Regions from separate parts of the Homo sapiens genome. Here region 1 is linked to region 2. Evidence: chromatin loops called from intact Hi-C (ENCODE). Cell type or tissue: psoas muscle. All regions are shown on one strand. Each heading gives the region's core, and the rest is flanking DNA. Links, peaks and the distances in the headings are about the cores only.

Region 1 (2,815 bases), core at 92-2,591, 200 kb before region 2:
CACAGATAACCAAATATTGACAATGGTTACCTTTTGGAATCTGAAGTAAGGGAAGGTGCATGAGGACGGCATAGGGAAGAGAGGCACAGATTTTTGCTTTTCATTTTATACCTTCACAGATATTTGTATTTGTACCAAATGTGTATATTGCTTTTTTACAATTGTTATTTTTAATAAGAAAGACAGAACTTTGTGGATTGAACATGTGAGCCTGAAAAGAAAAAAGGCCCTTTTTTTTCTTTTTTCTTTTTTTTGTGACAGAGTCTCACTCTGTTGCTCAGGCTGGAGTGCAGTGGTGCAATCTCAGCTCACTGCAACCTCCGCCTCCTGGGTTCAAGCGATTCTCCTGTCTCAGCCTCCCAAGTAGCTGGGATTACAGGCGCACGCCACCACACCCAGCTGATTTTTATATTTTTAGTAGAGATAGGGTTTCGCCATGTTGGCCAGGCTAGTCTCAAACTCCTGACCTCAGGTGATCTACCCGCCTTGGCTTCTCAAAGTGCTGAGATTATAGGCATGAGCCACCGCACCCAGCCAAAAAAAGGCTTTTTGAAAAAGAGGATGAGGCAGTGGGTAGCTAGGAGCACATCGACCCTGCCTCTTGGTCCTCAGACAAGAGAAGAGAAACAGCAGCGTCTGCTCAAAAGGGTTGTGAATTATCATGGATTATCAGATATATTTGTGTAATTACATTGACATTTCCCTCATAAGAAAGTTAGGTTTTTAGTTCAAGTGGTAGGAGTATTCTATGATAAAATTGAGAATCTAGCAAAGTCTCAGCAAAGAACAGGGGCTGCAGAGGACACATTGAAAATTAAATACAGAGCAAAGGTGAGCCAGGATGGAGGAAGGCCTCGGCAGACTGGAGACATGCGATAAGAAAGACAATGGTCCCAGGAGAAGAGGGACAAGGGGGTCAAAAGGCATGCCAGAGAGACCCTCCCAGATCTACCTGCTCTCTTTCTCTCCTATTTTTAAGATTTCTCACCTTGTCGAGGGGGAAACAAAGCCTTTTATTGTTTTTTGTTGTTTTGTTTTTACATGGAAGTTTATTGAGAAGCTTGAGGAGTGGCAGGAGAGTCCAGGAATAAAAAAATGTAATAATACTTGCTGTGCATTTACCAGGTCTATGTCTTCATGTTCAACCACAGGGAGCCTCTCGTTGGCCCCATTAGAGGACCCATTCTTATTTATTTATTTTTGAGACAGGTTCTCATTCTGTCTACCAGGCTGGAGTGTAGTGGCGTGGTCTTGGCTCACTGCAGCCTCGACCTCCCTGGGCTCAGGTGATCCTCCCACCTCAGCCTCCTGAGTAGGTGGAACTATAGGCACCTACCACCATACCCGGCTAATTGTTGTATTTTTTTATAGAGACGGGGTTTCACCATATTGCCCAGGCTGGTCTCAAACTCCTGGGCTCAAGCAATCTGCCCACCTCAGCCTCCCAAAGTTCTAGGATTATAGGTGTGAGCTACCGCACTTAGCCCAGGGGACCCATTCTAAAGTTTCCTCAGTGTGTAATCTACTCTACCTGTCTCCCTTCCCCTAAACAGTGGATACAAAACACTTCATCTCCCTAAAAAGCAGGCAGGGCCAATTTTTGTCACTAGGTGGCATGCACATATAAGCAGTGAGTTGAGTTGCAGAAAAGATGAAGGAAAACTAGAAAAAGCAAACCCATTCAACAACAAAGAAGGAACTTCAAGAATGAGGTAAACATATTTAAATTGCCTTTTTGAAATCGTTATCACCAACTTGCTTTTTTTCGTGCCCCACAACTTCAGGCTGAGTACTTGGTAGTGATAGAAAGAACTATCCCTGAACCAGGTGGCAGCAAAAAGCAAAACATGGACTAAGAGAAGCCAACAAGCCAAAGGAACTAAGGGCTTAATCACCCTTTTGGGCAGCCCACTTCTATCTCGAATGGCCTCTCTAAATCATTGTGCATATTATTTAGTATTTTTATATTATCCAAAAGTCATTCCCCCCCACCCCACAGTTTTTTTTTTTCTTTTTGAGACAGAGTTTTGCTCTGTCACCCAGGCTGAAGTGCCAGGATCACCTTAAATTATCCAGTGGGATCACCTTAAATTATCCAGTGAACATGAAGCACAGCCAAGACTAGAGGAAAATGAAATGTGTTCATCCACAAGTCTAGTGCTTAATCAGCAAGATTTTACTTGATAAAGTTAAAGCTTTCAGACAAATGAAAATAATCTTAAGAAAAATAATCTAACTCCAATCTAGAGTCATTATAAATTAATGATTACAGGGGAAAAGAGAAAAACAAATTGTCAAATGATTTCTTAGTGTATATAGAAACAATATGAATCTAAATTTTTTGAACACTTCACTATTCAACTGCTTTTAGTAATGTTCCCTTATAATTTACAAAGGAACTTTACATATATTATTCTCATTTCATTTTTGTAACAATTTTATGAGTATGCAGGCCATTGCAGGAATTATTGTCCTCTTTTTTTAGACAAGGAAACTGACGCTTACAGTAGCTACCAGTTGTAAGATTTCTGAGCAGATTTCTACTCAACTCACCTTTGTGTCCACAATGCCCGTAGCACAGGGTCTTGCACAGAGGTCGTGCTTTAAATGTGCTTGGTAAATGGGTGAACGAATGTATGCAATTATAGCATGATACAAATGTCAGGTTCTTGCCCTTTCTGATCCTCCAGAAAGTATATCTGAGAAAAGAAGTCACACTCTTGGCTAATGTCTTTCTGGAAAATTGGTTGTTCTTGATTATTTTCACCGAGTTATTCATTGCTATAATATAGTCAAAATCTTAGATAAGTCCACC
Region 2 (2,815 bases), core at 274-2,773:
AGACTTGGGATGTGGGAAAGTGCTTTGAGAGGATGGAACCAGAGATGGATTTCTGTTATTTGGTGCTGGGGGGATGTTTAGATTTCTTTCTTTTTTTTTTTTTTTTTGAGACAGAGTCTTGCTTTGTTGCCCAGGCTGGAGTGCAGTGGCGCGATCTCGGCTCACTGCAAACTCTGTCTCCCAGGCTCACGCCATTCTCCTGCCTCAGCCTCCCAAGTAGCTGGGACTACAAGCGCCCACCACGACTCCTGGCTAATTTTTTTTTTTTGTATTTTTAGTAGAGACGGGGTTTCACCATGTTAGCCAGGATGGTCTCAATCTCCTGACCTCGTGATCCACCTGCCTCGGCCTCCCAAAGTGCTGGGATTACAGGCGTGAGCCACTGCGCCCAGCCTTTAGATTTCTATTTTAAAGCAGACTGTAATCAGATCACTTCCTAAACCCAGAATGAAGTAAAGCTACTTGCTAGATTTTGGATTGTGTGTGTGTGTGTGTGTGTGTGTGCGCGTGTGTATACACACACACACACACACACACACATATGCTTATAATTTTTTCATGAACTAAAATAACAAAATACCAAGTAAAAAAATGTGAGTTAGGACTAAACCAAGATATATGTTCTCAATTAAATGAATGGAGGTGAGGGGCAGGAGAATATGAAGTTGTGCCTTATACACACTCCCTTTTCATACAGTCAAATCCACGCTTAGCATTGCCTTTTCATATTAGGGTGTGTTTGGTCTAGATCCAATGGTGCCTATGGACTAGATCCAATGGTGCCTATGACATGGTGCCCAGAATGAAAACAGTGCAGGGTTTAATGCAGTGTTCACTGAATTCTGACTGTTCTGGTCCAGGGAAAGCCACCATGGCCTCTGCCTAAATAGCTCACATGTGATGGTGGAATTCTATGCTGAAAAGCCCAGGAGTTTTTCACCCAAGATAATTGTAGTTGTGGATGTTCTCAAGATTTCTCTTTATAATGGCATGTGCTTTCTCTTCTGTTTCTGAAATTTCCAGTTTGCATTGTAATGTTCATATTCACCTTTTCCAGCTCTCGTTACACTTTTCATTTTATCCTTAAAACAGTCCTGCGAAATATATAAGGAATGTGGTCATGCTCCAGTTTTACTGAGAAGGAAACTTGATTTAAACCCAAAGCAACTGCTGCGAAGTAGGACAGGCTGTATAGTCAGGTTGTCTGATGTGTGCCTGCCATCTAATGGTGGGATTCAGATTGCAACAGGAAGGTTGTTTTGGTTGCTGAACTTGGCATATGCTTGGCTACCATGGTTTATGAGAGTTGTTGGAATGTCCCTAGAAGTCTCTTTTTTTTCTGGAAAAAAAATTTTTTTAAGCGATGGGGCAGGTCTTGCTGTTCCCCAGGTGGGTCTTGAACTCCTGGGCTGAAGGGATGGATCCTCCTGCCTCAGCCTTCTGAGTAGCTGGGACTATAGGCATGCACCACAGCACCTGGCTTTTGGAAAATCTTTTATTAAAGTCTTCACTAGGGGAGATGGAAGCTGACCCTCTTAATTTCTCTATTGCTACCATCTGTTGTAGTGGTTCCACAAGATGGCCATCATAATCAGTGGGTGGGCTTGTTTAAAAACTTTAGTGGGATCCATTCCTGAGAATTCCAGGGAGGGAATTTTTTTTTTTTTTTTTTTTTTGATAGGGTCTTGCTGTTGCCCAGGCTGGAGTGCAGTGGCATGGTCATGGCTCATTGCAACCTCAGATTCCTGGCCTCAAGCGATCCTCCCACCTCAACCTTCTGAGTAGCTGTGACTACAGGTGTGCACCACCATGCCCAACTATTTTTTTATTTTTCTAGAGATGGGGTTTTACCATGTTGGGGAGGGAATCTTTTATAACAAACTGTACAGATGAATCAGATGAACAGGCGGGGTTGGAAATGAGGGGCCTTGTGTATTTAACCATATAGACCATTAAAATCTATAGTGTTCATTGTGTTGGGGATCCCATTTCTCCCAGAAATGTCCTATGTGTTGCTTAAGGAGCTCCCCTGCCTGCATGGAGACTGGAAAGAGGGTTTCGAGGCTGCCCCCAAGCCCATTCAAAGCCAGCACTGTTCTCTAAGGTTGTCAGACCCCAGGAGGTTCTAGGCTGGAATTTTCCTGGGAATGTTCCTTAGGATGTCTGCTAGAACTGGGGTGCTTTTAGAAGTTAGCGAGCCCAGTGGCCTTCAAACATGTTTTGGCTATGGATCCCTTCAGGAAATCTTACCTGAAGTTTCAACATGCAAATCAGAGGAAAGCAAAGCTGTGTGGTTGAAACTGGCAAGGGGTGTCTGGAGCCTCCCCTTAGCCTCTCCCTTGAGCTTGGAAACCATTTAAACCCAGGCTTCTCACTTCACAGATGACGAAATAGACCCAGAAGCAAAGTGACCAGGTCAAGAGCCCATTGTTGGGCTGTAGGTCTGCAGTGGATTGGATTAGGGCTTTACAGAGAACTGAACACTGTTTACAAGTTATGTTTGGTTAGTTGATATCCGCTGAGTTCTGTAAAAGGGACTCCACCTTCTCCTCAAGGACCTCAGTGTTGGCTGGCCTCAACCAAGTGGGGAGGTGGCTTGTTTGGGGAAATATCTCTGGAGTTAAACAGACCTGGATTAAAAACTTGGCTCCCTCACTTAATAGCTGGTCTTGGGGAAGCTGTTTGGCTTCAGTGTCTACATCCATAACCCAGGGCTAACCTCCTTGTTTTGCCTAGAGTATTGAATGAGACTTTACAGGTAGAGTGGCAGGACAGTGTTGGCACAAGAGCTGCCCAGTGAGTGGTGGCTGATTTT

Evidence for each region. Hi-C counts contacts between places; a loop is a spot of excess contacts. Peaks named below come from ENCODE experiments on the same cell type or tissue, not always from the same donor. Only the 100,000 strongest peaks of a DNase experiment are listed, where the experiment ranks them.
Region 1: it touches region 2 in a loop (10-fold over the local background); 95 of 110 quality-filtered maps call a loop at or near these places.

The regions. Positions count from the first base shown.
Region 1 is chr1:165,716,477-165,719,291 of GRCh38, forward strand. No RefSeq gene overlaps it. Among named protein-coding and RNA genes, the nearest start is that of ALDH9A1, 19 kb to the left of the region's middle. RefSeq lists an enhancer at 1,633-1,682. In psoas muscle, for the core only: a CTCF peak has its summit at 1,614 (motif pointing right); no DNase peak of the experiment used is centred there.
Region 2 is chr1:165,913,151-165,915,965 of GRCh38, forward strand. No RefSeq gene overlaps it. Among named protein-coding and RNA genes, the nearest start is that of MIR3658, 6.6 kb to the left of the region's middle. In psoas muscle, for the core only: a CTCF peak has its summit at 1,227 (motif pointing left); no DNase peak of the experiment used is centred there; H3K27ac peaks cover 506 bases.